2 separate regions of the Homo sapiens genome follow, and region 2 is linked to region 1. Evidence: chromatin loops called from intact Hi-C (ENCODE). Cell type or tissue: MCF 10A. All regions are shown on one strand. Each heading gives the region's core, and the rest is flanking DNA. Links, peaks and the distances in the headings are about the cores only.

Region 1 (8,335 bases), core at 112-8,111:
AGACATGGTCTCACGCTATCACCCCAGGTTAGAGTAGAGTGGTGTGATCTTAGCTCGCTGCAACCTCTGCCTCCTGGATTCAAGTGATTCTTGTGCCTCAGCCTCCTGAGTAGCTGGGATTACAGGCTTGCACCACCATGCCTGGCTCATTTTTTTGTATTTTTAGTAGAGCTAGGGTTTCACCATGTTGTCCAGGCTGGTTTCGAACTCCTGACCTCAAATGATCTGCCTGCCTCAGCCTCCCAAAGTGCTGGGATTACAGGCATGAGCTACTGTGCCTGGCCTTTTTTTTGGTTTTTGAAACAGGGTCTCGCTATGTTGCCCAGGCTGGCCTCGAACACCTGGCCACAGGTGATCCTCCCACCTCAGCCTCCCAAGTAGCTAGGACTGTAGGTTTGCACCACCTTGCCTGGTTAAAAAGTTATATTCTAGTCCCTACAACTGTTGGGGGCTAGAATTACCTGTTGCTGCTGGAAATCTTTTTGTCTGCTGAATTGTGGCCTTTCAGTTACAATGGATTCCAATTCAGAAAGGTTAACTGGTTGGAGAGCTTCTTGATGCTCTGGCTCTGAGGATTTCTTTAGAATGGTAGGATGCTGCAAAACATTTCATAATGGCAGGCTATTTATTTTTAAAAATAAACTCCACTTTATCTCAATTCTAATAATGGGACTACATAGAAAAATTTTACATGAAATAAATGATGGTATTTTGTTATTTGCTATAATTATATACTATAATTTTTTGTTTTTGTTTTTTGAGATGGAGTTTCGCACTTGTTGCCCAGGCTGGAGTGCAAGGGCATGATCTTGGCTCACTGCAACCTCCACCTCTTGGGTTCAAGGGATTCTCCTGCCTCAGCCCCCCAAGTAGCTGTGATTGCAGTTGTGCCCACCACACCCAGCTAATTTTTGTATTTTTAGTGGAGACGGGGTTTCACCATGTTGGCCAGACTGGTCTCAAACTCCTGACCTCAGGTGATCTGCCTGCCTCAGCCTCCCAAAGGGCTGGGATTACAGGCGTGAGCCACCACACCCAGCCTACTATGATTTAATGTACCTATTTCATAACAACTTCAAAAACTACTACATTTGGTGAAGTGATCATCTTACTTCTTCAAGCTAATTCATCCAATGAATTACTAAAAGCAAGAAAATGTATTGCCTTTTTTCTTAAAAACAAATACCAAATAAAAAAGTACCAAAAAGAGAAACAGTATTATAAATTCAAATTTCCCCTATGGCTAAAATACATTTTTTTTAAAAAGAGAGAACATATTAGGATGAAAGGGGAACCATATGGCCTATGTATCTGCAGCCAGTCTTATTTCTGTGAACATAAATCTCTAAGTAGGAACCACTCATAAGCACATGCAAATCTTTTATAGTAAGATCTACTCATAAGATGCACATTTGCATTTATAAACACAGAGTGCTTTTAAAAATCATGAGAACACTTTATATGATACTTTGATTATATATATAAATACTTGCAAATGAATAACAAAGTATCCTGGAAACAGGTTTATGTTTCTGATGTCAAATTTTAGTCACATCTATGAAAGCTTTGTTTTCCAGTCAATTAGAGTCACAAAATTCCTTTATAATACATCCTTCTTTTACGAAGAAGCCTTACACTAGACCTCACTGCCAACAAGAACACTCAGCTACATTAAACCAACACAAACCAAACCACCGCCATCACCAACAACAACCTAGACAGGAAAACTGCAAAGTAGAATGAAATAAAAATAACAAGCCAGTGTACTCATCTATGGTGTTAATGTGTGAAATTCTTTCACACTTAGTACAGTTTCTCTGTAGCTGGTTCATCACTTCCAACCAGAGTTCTCTTCTGGCAGGTCTGCCACATATGTGTATCAAGATGAATGTCCATAGATAGTCATTTTTTACCTGATCTTCACTGTGCTTCTCCTGAAGCATCATCTGGACTTTTTCTAAATTGCACTTCACTGTTTTCAGTTTCAGGGAAAGCGCTTCAGCCTCATGTTGAGTGGCTCCATTATCTCCCAGGCCCTGATCTTTGCAAGTCTCTAACAGAAAGGCAACCTTGTGCTCAATCTCTGTTAGCATAGCCTAGGAAATAAAAGCATTTAATTATTCATAATGTTGTTCTTGAAGAAGTATTGTGCCTGCAAACAAGTTAAGACTTACTCTTTTTACTTAAGTGTATACAAGAAGTCCCAGAAACACAGGATGGAAGAAACCCTGGAAAAACAAAAACTTCCACAGAATTCTTGTACTTTTCAGTAGGGATGCAACCAAACCAATCCCAATTACACATGTCACTCTGTAAAATAATTTAAGTAAATGACTCTATAGTCGCCTTACAAAACATAGCAGAATGTATCCAGCAGAGGATAGTGGTTAAGAACACAGATCTTGGAACTAGACTATCTGGTTTCAGATCCCAGTCCTACCACTTAGTAGATGTGTAAACACAGGCACCTTACTTTAGAGGAGTGTGCCTCTAGTAGTCTGTAAAATGAAGATAATAACCGAACTCACCTCCTAAGGTCATTATCAGGAGTGAATGAATTAAATCCATGTACTTTGGCCAGTGCTTGATACATCTGTGCTTAAAAAGTGCAGATATTCTTATTTTCCCCCTACCTTCCTAATCTTTTTTTTTTTTTTTTTCTGAGACGGAGTCTCACTCTGTTGCCCAGGATAGAGTGCAGTGGTGTGATCTCGGCTCACTGCAACCTCCACCTCCCAGGTTCAAGTAATTCTCCTGCCTCAGCCTCCCGAGTAGCTGGGATTACAAGAGTGCGCCACCACGCCCAGCTAATTTTTGTATTTTTAGTAGAGATGGCGTTTCGCCATTTTGGCCAGGCTGGTCTCAAACTCCTGACCTCGTGATCTGCCCACCTAGGCCTCCCAAAGTGCTGGGATTACAGGCATGAACCACCATGCCTCGCCTACCTTCCTAATCTTTTATGTTGCAATCCAAGTGTGGAGTAGGAATTTAAAAAAGAATTCCACGTAACTGTTTGAAAATTATTTCCCTTGCTCTTTTCCTTCTCTTTCTCAAGACAAATAAGCCTCCAAACTCTCACAACACCATAGAAGAAATAATTTGGAACCTGAAATATTTAGTTATTGATACAACCGGCCAATTCACACAAATCTAAAAATATATCAGCTGGATGAAGTAAGTTTCCCAGTAAGTCTCGGTCATTGTATTCCTGCTCAACAGATCAAGTTTGCCCTCTCCTGGGGCTCAGCAGCCTGCTCGGTCATGCCAGCTGGCTGGGCACTCACGTCAGCAGCAACAGACAAACTCACATTCCAGCACCATGATCATTTGTACTAAAACTCGGTGCGTGACTAAGAACAAGTTCCATTCATTGAGCGAATTTAAGGAATTAAAAATTTTCCTTAAGGACGAACTCTATTCTTAAAACAAAATTGCAAATAATTTATCCTATAACTCCTTCATCCAAGCAAGCTGTAACAGGCCCCTTTATCTATGCTTTTACTTTCTGTGGTTTCAGTTACCTGCAGTCAATCAGGGCTCAAAAATATTAAATGGAAAATTCCAGAAATAAATAATTCATACATTTTAAATTTTGCACCACCTGAGTAGCGTGATAAAATTGCACACCATCCTGCTCCATCCCGCCCAGGATGTGAATCATCCCTTTGTCCAGCATATTCATACTCCAGCACTCGGCTCATTAGTTACTTAGTAGAGGTTGAGTATACCTAATCTGAAAATCCAAAATCCCAAAATGCTCCAAAACCTGAAACTTTTTATGCACCATGCCAGAAGTGGAAAATTCCACACCCAACCTCATGTGATGGGTCACAGTTGAACTCTGTTTCATGTATAAAATTATTAAAGTTATTATATAAAATAACCTTCAGGATATGTATATGAGGTATAGATAAAACATAAATTGAGGCCTAGCATGGTGGCTCATACCTGTAATCCCAGCACTTCGGGAGGCTGAGGCAGGAGGCTCACTTGAGGCCAGGAGTTTGAGACCAGCCTGGGCAACACAGTGAGACCCTGAGTCTACAAAAAATAAAATTAGCCAGGCATGGTGGTGTACGCCTGTAGTCCCAGCTATTCCGGAGACTGGGGCAGGAGGATTGCCTGAGCCCGTCAGGTCAAGGCTGCAGTGAGCCATGATCATGCTACTGCACTCCAGCCTGGGTAACAGAGCAAGACCCTGTTAACTCTAATATAAATAAAGAAATTAATTAATTAATTTAGTGTTTAGACTTGGGTCCTCTCTCTAAGATATCTCATTATGTATTTGCAAATATTCCAAAATCCCTCCCAAAAAACCAAATGCAAAATACTTCTAGTTCCAAGCATTTGGGGATAAGGGATACTCACTCTGTAGCCATCTCAGTTGTCAGATCGAAAAAACATAATACACACAGAGTTTGGTACTATCCACGGTTTCAGGCATCCATTGGGGGTCTTGTAACACAACCCCCACAGACAAAGGTGGGACTACTCTACTTATGTCCTCTATAGATTCTTCTAAGTTTAAACAATATGTACCCATAGACTGTACAGTGGCTATAAACAAAATGTAGCATAATTTTATGCTCTGTTTTTCCCACTTAACTATTACATACTTTTTCATCTGTCTCCACACGTTTCATGATTTTCATTTTAACAGCTACAAGTTGATATCCCATGATTCACTTACCAATTTCCCTCTTGTTACCCCTTTGTTTCTAGTTCTTCACTTTTGTAATCAATGCTTCTATAATTATTTTTCTCATTTGGGATTATTTTCAGAAGGTAAATTAAAAGTAATGGTACTGGCCGGGCACGGTGGCTCATGCCTGTAATCTCGGCACTTTGGGAGGCCAAGGCAGGTGGATCACCTGAGGTCAGGAGTTCGAGATCACCCTGGCCAACATGGGGAAACCGTTTCTACTAAAAATACAAAAATTAGCCAGATGCTGTGGTGCATGCCTGTAATCCCAGCTACTTGGGAGGCTGAGGCAGGAGAATCACTTGAACCCAGGAGGCAGAAGTTGCAGTGTGCCGAGACTGTGCCACTGCACTCCAGCCTGGGTGAGAGCGAGACTTCACCTCAAAAAAAAAGTAATGGTACTTTTAACTCAAAGAAGATGAACAGCTTATATGTTGACAACTGACCTCCCAAAACATTGAGCCAATTAGATAGAACTACCAGACATTAGAGTATCTATTTTTCCAGAATGATATTTTTTTAATGTAATGTGACAGCTGTTTTAATTTATGTCTTTAATAATCAAAATTAAACAATTCTCAAATATTACATTACTAAGCATAATCCTCCCTCCCTCCCTCCCTCCCTTCTTTCCTTTCTCTTTCTTTTTTTTGACAGTGTCTTACTCTCTTGCCCAGGCTGGAATGCAGTGGTGCAATCATAGCTCACTGCAGCCTTGAATTCTTGGGCTTAAGAGATATTAGTGCCTCAGCCTCCCAGGTAGCTGGGACTACAGATACACACCACCATGCCCAGCTAGTTTATTTTTTAATTTTTTTTTAAATTATTTTGTAGAGACAAGGTGTAACTATGTTGCCCAGGCTGGTCTCAAACTCCTGGCCTCAAGCAATCCACCCGCCTTGGCCTCCCAAAGTGCTGGGATTACAGGCGTGAGCCACCACTCCTGGTCCATAATCTTCACTGAACTGTTTGCTCCTGTCCTTTGGCCATTTTTCCACTGGAATTTTGTGTTTTTACAGACCACTTTAAGGTTTTTATATGTTTCAATAATAACTTTATTGTGTTATGTTATATAAATGAGCCAAAGATGCCTTTGTATGTTGGCCCCATGTGGTTTTTCTTCAAAGCAGGTCAGAAGCAGTAAGTTCAAAAAGTGCCAGCACCAGACTCAAATTTTTACACATTTGACGGCTTTAAATGCAGCCCAAATAAGCATATTTTAATCCATTTAGAGCCTGTCTGCTTTGCATACCCCTGAAAACTGCACCCAACATCTGCCAGCCACGGATAAGACTAACCCTGGGCTATAAAAAAATCCCAAGCCTCTGCTGCCCTTCGGCGCTCTCTGACCCAGAGACCCTCCACTGTGCTGAGACATCGCTAGACACATAAGTTCCCTCTCCGTTTCTCCTCTCCCCTGGGAGTTCCCTTGCCTTCCTCCCCCTCTGGGTGGTGGCCTGACCCCCAGTCTATGCCTTAGCCTCTGGAAGGTCTCCTGCAGTAAAGAGCTTCCCTGTCTCTCACGATCATAATCTTGCCAAAATGCTGCCCAAATAAAGCTTGTTGGGTGCAACTGCCACCTGGTAGTCATGTCTTTTCCTTGAGCAGCCTGGAAATCCTTGAACTCACTACAAGTGGCAATGAAGATGGGATTCTGGTGATAATCAACGAGTTGGCATAGGGTCTACCCAGTCAGTAGATAATCAGTTGGCAAATCAATCCTGAATGGCCTTAAGTGGGTGGGACTCAAAATCTGGACTGCCTCGAGTTGAGTTTAGCATAGCATTGCTCTGTGCTGTATGACGCTCTATGGCATTCACAGGCTCCCCTGGGCCTCATCAGCCAGGCCAAGCGGCAGTGCCAGTATCTGAGTGAACCTATCCCTTTAGAACTGACTTTTGGGCTGGGCATGATAGCTCACGCCTGTAATCCAGCACTTTGGGAGGCTGACTTGGGTGGATCGCTTGAGCCCAGGAGTTCGAGACCAGCCTGGGCAATATAGTGAGACCTCTCATCTCTACAAAAAAATACAAAAAGTAGCCGGGTGTGGTGGTGCAGGGCTGTAGTCCCAGCTACCCAGGAAGCTGAGGTGGGAGGATCACCTGAGCCCAGGAAGTCGAGGCTGCAATGAGCTATGATTGCTCCACTGCACTCCAGCTTGGGTGACAGGGTGAGACCCCGAAAAAAAAAAAAAAGAACTGACTTTTGAGATCAGAGGTGCCGAGATGCACAGAAAAGGAGGCTGGCCTGTCTGTCTGGTTCCTGGATGTTGTTAAGACTATGGGCTTACATAGAAGGGGAGAATGCACAACTGTGGATCAAAGGCAGGCTTCCCACAACAACATAACAGGCTACAGCAGGAAACGCTCCCTGTGGCAGGGCTAGTGATATGCGAACTCTGAGACAAGAGGATGTCTTCATCCTGGCAGACAAGCCCATATGATAAAGACAAGTCTGGTCTCCTAAGTGCAGCTGGGAGAGAGGCCTTTGCAAGCAGCTCGCGTGCCCCTGCTCTTGTGACACTCGATTATGCTGTTGCAATGTCATCATTCTAGCCTCTCCCTGGAGGGATTAGAAACCCCAACCTTCGGGCTGAGCCGGCAAGCTTTACTCAGAGCGACTAGCGGCAAGGAAGTTTATATCCCTGCCCCTCCCAAGCAAAACCCAGGGCATTCCTAGTAAAATGGTTGCAAAGCCCTTTTATGCTGTATCTTCAATTTTGCAAATTAATACTTTTGGTTTCATTTATGATGAATGAATATTCTAATTACTTACTAAAATTGAATAAAATAATAGCATTTACTGAGCACTTGTTATATACTTTATATACCTATTTAATCCTGACAAAAATCCTATGAGATAACTTTATATCCTATGACACTGCTTTAAATACCTTATTTAAATCCTGCGACACTACTTTAAATACCTTATTTAATCCTGACAAAAATCCTATAAGATAACCTACTATATAAGGAAAATGAGGCTGAGAAGTTCACTTCCCGAAGTTCACAGCTAATGTGACAGAGCTGGATTTAGACTCCTAGATTCTGAACACTACTGTCCCCTCAAATAAGATAGTTCCATAAAGCATTTCAAAGAATTACCCTGAGAACTAAAAGCTGAGGCCAAGATAAATGTAAGGGTCAGAGTAACAGAAAGAAAAACAGTGTTGCTTTAAGAGAAATTCACCCAATCTTGGCAGATGATTGGTGGAGAGGCAAACCATGAACTCTGACTTCTCAGTCTTACCTGGCACCCTACCAGCTGCTGTTCCAGCACCTGCTGCATGTCTGCGTTTAATGTTTCCGGCTCAACTGCCACGTTGGCTTGTTGCAGCCACAGCTCCAGCTCGGCCACCTGGGTCTTGCAGGCATGCAGGACTTCTGTGGGCTCCGGCCTAGTTTTCTCCACCCTGGGCTCCAAACCTCCTTGCGCGTCAGAAGAGTCCAGAGTGTCAGCCTCAATAGGAGGTGTGGTGCCCTAAGAGAAATCCAAAGATAAGCCAGGGAGTCCAAAGTTTTCAGACTTGGGCCTGCAAAGACCTGGGAACCTGCAACATTTCCCCAGTTAAAAGAAACAAAATCAGGACAGAAGAAGGAAGAAAGAAAAGAGAAATGCACCTCCACACTCATA
Region 2 (8,335 bases), core at 106-8,105, 110 kb after region 1:
ACATATGACCCAGCAAGCACACTCCTGGACACATCCCTGAGAAATAAAAACTTATATTCACCAAAGACTCCTTTACAAATGTTTACAGCAGCTTTATTCATAATAGTCCAAAATTGGAAAGAACCCAGATGTCCTTCAGTGGGTGAATAGTTAAACTGTGACACATTTATACCATGGAATACTGCTCAGCAACAAAGAGGAACAAACTATCAATATATGGAAGAACCTGAATGAATCTCCACAGAATAATGCTATGTGAAAATAGCCAATCCCAAAAAGTTACATACTATATAATTTCATTTATAAAATTTTTAAAATATTTTTTAACATTTTTAAAATAATAAAATTATAGAAATAGAGACTATATTAGTGGCTGTCTGGGATTAGAAGGGGTGGGAGGAGGAGGGAAGTGGATGGGGCTAGAAAATGGCAATAACAAGAATCCTTGTGGTGACAAAAATGTTCTTTATCTTGACTGCATTGATGTCAACATCCTGATTGCAATATTCTATAGTTTTACCATTGGGGAAACTCAATACAGGATACCTGGGATTTGTTTGTATTATTTTTATATGTGAGTTTACCATTATCTCAAAATAAAGGCTAATTTAAACATTAATATTAAATAAAATATTTAAAATGAAAAATCAATAACTGGGGAGGTTTGTCTTCTAACTAGATGCTGACTGATACATCGGCAGAGCTGAGATCAAAACCCAGGTCTTCGTTCTCCTGGTTCAGAACTCTGCACTGGAACACAATAAATGTTTGTCCACACAGGTGGAACTAGAAGCCATTATCCTAAGAGAAATAACTCAGAAAGTCAAATGCCGCATGGTCTCACTTATAAGTGGGAGCTAAACAATGGGGGCACACGGACGCATGGAGTGGAATAATAGGCCTTGGGGACTATAAAAGGTGAGACAGTGGGAGTGGGGTGAGGGCTGAAAATTTACCTATTGGGTACAATGTCCACTATTTGGGTGATAGGTTCCACTAAAAGCCCAGACTCCACCATTACACAATATACGCATATAAGAAATTTGCACTTGTAACTCCCTAAATATACAAAAAAAAAAAAAAAATTTAATGAGGAAAAAAATTTTTAAGCAAAAATGTTTGTTCAATTAAATTTAAAAATTTTCATTTAATTGATATACTTCATTTATTTGAACAAACTAAATTTTTTTGCCTGCAAAGAACTTTCTTGTTAAACTAGCACAAGCTTCCACCGGATGATGAGAAAAGAGAGTATACTTTTAGCATTGGCAGAACTATGGGTTTTGTTTTACAGCGAATGGAAGGAGTAAAATAAAGGGAACTAGGCCCACTTTGATATTTCCAAACTTTAATAGTCTCCTGACATTCCAGCCTTCTAGTCTAACTTTTTGCACTTCTGTCTTTCATTAAAGAGAGTAGAACTTTGTCACCATATCCTAGATAAACATCCAGGTTACTACAGTTTTGAAGGACAAAAGTTCTCAGTGGTATCATATTCCAGGCACTGCTGCAAAGCAGGATAAAGATCCATGCTACAGAAATGGACTGTTTGTGAAGATAGTACCTATGTCATCACAAAATTAACTGAAAGTTATGTTAACAATTAGTACTAAAATCTGCTTTTTTAGACAGTTTTTTAAAAACCTGACCAAAGAATTAAACAATAGTGTATTAAAACTTCTATATCTTTCATACAAAATAATAGATTATTTCAAGAAACATATGAAGTACCCATATACTAGAGGTACAATTCTCATTTTAATAAAATAAGGAAAGCTGGGACTGTTGCTTCTTAAAGGTAGTTATAATTATTTTATTAATTTTAAAAATACCTTTTGCAGTTGAGTAAGGAGTACAGACAAAGCAGAGTTTTAATTAATTTTTATTTCTACTATATACACACTTCAAATATGTCTTCAGGGCAGGCAGTTTTACGCAGTGATTGAAACAGTTAAATAACAAGTTTAACATGGTGGATTAAATATATATGTTTGTCTCTGTTTTCTCCCCACATGCTACTTTAATAACAGAAAAGAATTTAAAATGGTACAAACCAACAAGCACACAGAGAATAGAGGATAAGAATACTCTCAGGTAGAAGGTGAGAAGTTGGGAAGCTGGAAAGCTGAAAAATGAGTGGTAACTGACTCACCAAAACTAAAGCTGAAACCTTGGTCTAGGAGGAGACGAGGTAGCGGGGAGGGTGCAGAGAAGCCAATAAGAAGCAAGGCCATTTGTGCCATAGAAACTCAAAAGGCTAGAAATGACTTCAAGGTAATCATTAAGGCAGAAACACAGCCACAAACAGAAAGACTGGATGACATTTTTTAAGAGAAACATATTTAGACTCTCAGGCCCTCCTCCACCCGATTGAATGGAATCCCTCCATACCCACAGAGATTGACTTTCTGGGGAGGCTCTGGACTTGGGGCTGCCAAATACAGCTGAGGACAGAGGTGAGGTCCAGTTATGATAGCCACAGAGGAGCTAACGATGGCAGAAAGACCAAGACCTGGGCCTAGATTCCGATTAGGGAGACTCACCCAGGAATGGAGTCAGCTCCCTGGAGGTGACAAGAAGAAGTTTATTAGTCAGATAAGTAACTTATCTAGAAAGTATAGTTTATAGTTATAAGGTTATACAGTTATGGGGTAGTGGGAAGAGCAGCAGACAGGCCACACGCAGCATGGGGCATCATAACTGACACTTATCAAAACAGGGCTAAGGAAAGGTGCCAGAAGTGAGGAGGATTTGCATGAACAAGAAAAGCTGCAAGTCAAGAGGGACTAGATATCTGGGCAGCATACAAGGAAGGGTCTCAAGGTCTGTTGAATAAGGCAGAGACTTTGATCCTAAAACAAGAGTACAAGGTAGGAGACTGCTATCGGGGACACGGCAGAAGGGTGGCTATGCGAACTGGGACACAAGCCCGAGAGGATCTGGTAAGGCTGAACATGCTGGATTCTCTAAGAACCTAGGAAACCAGAGCTCTTTAAATCTACTGAAAGAGGACAGGACCCTTCTAGATCCCAAGATGAGCCAAATCCAAAAGCTGCCTCCACCAGAGGGAACCAGACAGGTTACATCTAAGCAACTGTGACTATCTGCTCATGGTCTTGACAACTTTGATTAAGTCTGACAAGAAATCAGCTACACAGTCACATACTGTACAGCTGGTATCTAAACAGGGCTGCTTCCGACTGGCCAGCTCTAAGAAACTAAGTCTGAGAAAGTGGGTCCCAGACAAGGGCCATTCCTGACACTCTGGGTGTCATTTGAGCTTCAGGGTTAATAGTTCTAGATAAGGACTAAATTGTCCTATTTAAGCTTTCACTGATGCTGCTCTTGACAACTGGAAAGTTTAATAAAATTGCTTTCCAACCTCCAAGTATATCAAGCAAACTACATTTCACATACTTTTAACACCCTGACAGCACTTTAGCTTAGTACTCGTAAAATCAATAGAAAAAGGCCAGGCGTGGTGACTCATGCCTATAAACCCAGCAATTTGGGAAGCAGAGGCAGGCAGATCACCTCAGGTTAGGAGTTTGAGACCAGCCTGGCCAACACGGCGAAACCCTGTCTCTACTAAAAATACAAAAATTAGCTGGGCGTGTTGTTGCGCACCTGTATTCCCAGCTACTTGAAAGGCTGAGGCAGGAGAATCACAGAGAGGGGAGGGGAGGGAAGAAAGAAACTTTCTGGTGTAGAGTCATATAGTGCAGTATAGTATATTCTTTTCTAACTATTCCATTCTTCTGCCACTCTGGTTGATAACCACATAAAACCATAGAAAATAATGACACCTAGTGTCCAAAAATATTACTCTTCTTAGAATATAAACATAGATGGAGCAAAGTGGTAATAAGCTTGCACATCTTCACAGAAAATCAGTAAATAAAAGCTAATTTTTCCTCACTCTACTAACAACAGAGAGGATTTTCCCACCGTCTTCCTTCTGTCAAGCCTGCAATGAAGGGTCAGGTTCCTTGTAAACAGAAAGTCAGTGCAAAGGCTGTTACAACCTCACAGAGGTGGCAGCAGGGGTGAGCAGAAACACAGCCCCAGCATCAAAACCCAAACAGAAGTGACCCACCATCAACTTGGTGACTGTTTCTTTTTTCCAGCCCTGGTGATGAATACAACAAATTTTTAGATACCTGGTAAAATAGGGTCACTAGTAACTTCTTTTAAACGAAGTTTCAAAAAAGACTTAATCTATAATATCTCTTTACTACCAGGCCTGTCAGTGAGGTCACTGGGCAGTTTTTTCTAATGGAACCTGGACTCACCTCTGCTATCCTTTTCTTCAGGTTCTCCTTTCCCATGTACGAAGCCTGCAGGGAGATGACACTCTCTTCTTTTTGAATCAAAGTTGTCAAGATGCTTTTAAAATTCTGATATTGTTTTAAGAGCTCCAAAACTCTCCCACATTGTTCAAGACTAAGAATAGAAAAATATACAATAGCTAAATGTCCAAAAATAGCAAAACCGTTCTTTCTCTTTGCAAGTATCCCACATAAATGATGAATAAGGTGTAAAGGACTTTTCCTCTTGATGTGGTTCTTAATACTTTTTACCAATTTAACCTAAGAATGATGGCACATCAATATATCTGGCAAATAGATGGCATAATCTCTAGATTAGTACTGTCACTAGGTGAACATTAAAAAGTTACCAGATGTAAGGTCTAGAAAGAAACACAAGATTCATCACCCTAAGGAATCAGCATCTCAATTTCATCATTAACCAAAAGACATCTCAGAAAACAGAGCCCCTTTAACATAACTCTGGCAGATTATTTCAATATTAATTCAGCAAGTCACAGGGTGTTTATATATCTATTCTCTTTTTTTTTTTTTTTTTTTTTTTTGAGACAGAGTCTAGCTCTGTCACCCAAGCTAGAGTGCAGTGGTGTGATCCTGGCTCACTGCAACGTCCGCCTCCTGGATTCAAGCAATTCTCCTGCTTCAGCCTCCCAAGTAGCTAGGATTACAGGCAAGTGCCACCATGCCTGGCTAATTTTTGTATTTTTAGTAGAGAAGGGGTTTCATCATGTTGGCCGGGCTGGTCGTGAACTCCTGACCTCAGGTGATCCACCTGCCTTGGCCTCCCAAAGTGCTGGGATTATATATAGGTGTGAGCCACTGTGCCTGGCCTTTTATATATCTATTCTATTCATTCTGGATTTAGTCTTTTTTAAAACGTTAAGGTAGTGAGACAATGTGGCAGTTAGGACACCTGGTTTCTACTACATGTGGGCACTGCTTAGTCTGAGACTCTGGATAAGTTACTTTAGCCTCTTTGAATCTCAATTCTTTCCTCAGTAAAATCAGAGGGTAGACTAGATCAAATACCACATACAGGGTTCATCTTGACTCCTGTACACTCAGGTTCCGGTAGGAAACAGGAGGTGTACCCAAATGGAATTCTGAAGAGAGAATCAGAATTCTGAGAGCAGAATCAGGGGAAACTGCCAGGGAGGCCGAGGCACACAGGGATTAACCCCCGCAAATAGGTCATGCCACTCAGCCTCTAGGAGAAAGCTGGGGAGATGCCCCAAGCCACACAGGATGGTGCCGTCAGGTGGTGTCAGAACCACATGCGGAAACAAAGCGGGATGGTGAGACCACCCTGGCCTCTCTTCTTCCCCTCTAATACCCCCCACTGCCTAACCCTGCTGGAACCCTCAGCCTGGGCAGTTCAGCCTGTAGGGATAACCCATTCCACCACTCCCCACCCTCATGTAGATAGTAAGAGGGATGGACAGAGGATATTCCATGGAATGGACAACTGGACACACAAGCAATCATATATAAAAAACTGAATCCCTCCAAAGCAGTCTGGCAAATTAATAAATAATATCAAATATTTTTAAAAAATAAGAATTGCCAACTGGGACTGATAGGTAATGGTCTTCACAGTTTCAAAAATTTTTGCAACTAGCCCCAACTCTGCAGGAAACGCAGCCGTTATTGACAGGCAACATCTCCCATTCAGGTAGGGGCGTGTGGTAAAGTAATGCTCCCAATTCCCAAAGATGTCCTGGGCCTAATCCCTGGATCTTGTGAATGTTACCTTACATGTTACCTCACAAGGCAAAAGGGACTTTGCAGAGGTGATTAAGCTAAGGATCTTAAACTACAGAGATTATCCAGGATTGCCCGTGTGGGCCTGGTGTAATCATAAGGGTCCTCTTGAGAGGGAGGCAGGGAGAGGTGTCAAAGGAGACATGATGACAGAACAGAGGGCAGAGAGAGATCTGAAGATCCTGTGCTGCTACTTTAAAAATGGAGGAGGGTGACACAGGCAAAGGAATGTAGCAGGAGGCCTCTAGAATTGGAAAAGGCAAGGAAATGAATCTTGCCTAGAGCCTCCAGAAGGAACACAGCTTGATTTTCTTTTTTTTTCGAGACAGGGTCTCACTCTGAAGTACGGTGGTGCTATCTCGGTTCACTGAAACCTCAACCTCCCAGGCTCAAGTGATGTTCCCACCTCAGCCTCCTGAGTAGCTGGGACTATAGGCACATGCCAGCATGCAGGTTACTTTTTTTATGTTTTTTAGAGATGGGGTTTTGCCATGTTGGCCAGGCTGGTCTCGAACTCCTGACCTCAGGTGATCCGGCCACCCCAGCCTCCCAAAGTGCTGGGATTACAGGCATGAGAACTGTGTCCGGCCAATTTTTTTATATTTTGTAGAGATGGGGTTTCACCATGTTGGCCAGGCTGGTCTCAAACACATAGGCTCAAGCAATCCTCTCACTTCAGCCTCACAAAGTGCTGGGATTACAGGTGTGAGCCACCTCACGCAGCCTATTTTACCACTTCTGACCTCCAGAAGCATAAGGTAATAAATCCGTGTTCTTTTTAAGCCACTAAGTTCGTGGTGATTTGCTTGGTGATTTACAGCAATAGGAAACCACCCCAGTTGGGATGGTAATGAGCATAAACGGACTGTACTGTGTATGTGTTATGCTTCGTGGAGAACCTCTTTGCTGCATTCTGGCTATAATCTACAATTCTAGGTCTTGTCCCAGACACTGGCCCTGTGAACTCCAGCAGGAAATCCTTATGTTTGTCCCTCCTTTGGGTCCACGGAGATGTGTTTTCAACCCAGAAGTTTGAAAAAGTTAATTGTGCTACAGACAATTTTTCAGATTCAAGAGGGATTCTTTTTTTTCCTTACCATTCGGTGACCAAGGCTTTGGTATTCTCCCACAAGACTACTGTATTTTGGCACTGTTGATTCACGGTTTTTTCTCTGCCATCTTTGAAGTGTGGAAGAGAATTAGCCATTTCTTGTAAATGTCTCTTCTCTTCTTCATATTCATCTAGAACCTTATCCAGTCTGATTAATGATTTTTTCCTTGATTATGAATGAGAAAAAAGTTTGATAGCCAACTGTTAACCATTGATTCAACACAAATATGGGTAACTTGGGGAGGCACACTAACTTTAATTTGTCCTCATGTGGTTAATGCCAAAATTACACATTCCTGTTACAGAGTTCAGGAGGCTCTTTGCATTTCCAGAATTTTTCTGATTTTTGTTTTGTTTTGTTTTGTCTTATTTTGTTTTGCTGGAAACAGGGTCTCACTCTGTCACCTACGCTGAGTGCAGTGGCGCAATCTCAGCTCACTGCAGCCTCAACCTCCCAGGCTCAAGTGATCCTCCCACCTCAGTCTCCCGAACAGCTGGTACCACACGTGCGAACCACCACGCCTGGCTAATTTTTCTTTTTTTGTAGAGATGGGGTCTCACTATGTTGCCCAGACTTGTCTCAAACTCCTGGACTCAAGCAATCTCCCTGGCTCAGCTTCCCAAAGTGCTGGGATTACAGGTGTGAGCTACCGTGCCTGGCTGCATTTCCAGAATATTAATTTGGTGCTTTAAATAAATATAATAAATATACAAAAACATTAGCATTAACATATGTCTATGATGAACACACTTGTAAAAGGTGTATACACACGAGAGAAAAGAGAGAGAGACAAAGCGCATACGTGTGCTTATGTAGGGGGAAGACAGCATGATATAGGAGAAGAGGAGAAGGTGAATGACCAAGAACTGCAGGATCCTAAGGAGGGATGGGGCGGCCAAGGAGGAAGGAAAAGACAAAGGAAATCTTTCATTTCTCCGTTATGTACAAAAAGCTCTCCCTATCAAAAAGGAGTTATTTAAGGATAAAGTAATACTGGAAGGATTAACACCATTCACCTAAATCTAAATTGCTAAACTGCTCACAGCCTCTACTTCCTAGCCTCCAATTTTCTCTTCAATTCACTCCCATAAGGTTTTCATTCTCTACTGCCTACTGAAACAGCTGGCCTCCACA

What was found. Hi-C counts contacts between places; a loop is a spot of excess contacts. Peaks named below come from ENCODE experiments on the same cell type or tissue, not always from the same donor. Only the 100,000 strongest peaks of a DNase experiment are listed, where the experiment ranks them.
Region 2: it touches region 1 in a loop (23-fold over the local background); 2 of 110 quality-filtered maps call a loop at or near these places.

What each region holds. Positions count from the first base shown.
Region 1 is chr14:64,113,188-64,121,522 of GRCh38, reverse strand. It overlaps SYNE2 (spectrin repeat containing nuclear envelope protein 2), which reads right to left. Exons shown (of 116, transcript NM_182914.3): 66 at 7,952-8,182; 67 at 1,914-2,096; 68 at 462-596. Among named protein-coding and RNA genes, the nearest start is that of MIR548H1, 22 kb to the right of the region's middle. RefSeq lists a silencer at 6,176-6,363 and a cis regulatory region at 6,118-6,413. In MCF 10A, for the core only: no CTCF peak of the experiment used is centred there; DNase peaks (open chromatin) are centred at 3,262, 3,652, 7,232 and 7,952.
Region 2 is chr14:64,006,074-64,014,408 of GRCh38, reverse strand. It overlaps SYNE2 (spectrin repeat containing nuclear envelope protein 2), which reads right to left. Exons shown (of 116, transcript NM_182914.3): 31 at 7,187-7,366; 32 at 4,293-4,443. Among named protein-coding and RNA genes, the nearest start is that of MIR548H1, 85 kb to the left of the region's middle. In MCF 10A, for the core only: CTCF peaks have their summits at 3,614 and 3,813 (motif pointing left); no DNase peak of the experiment used is centred there.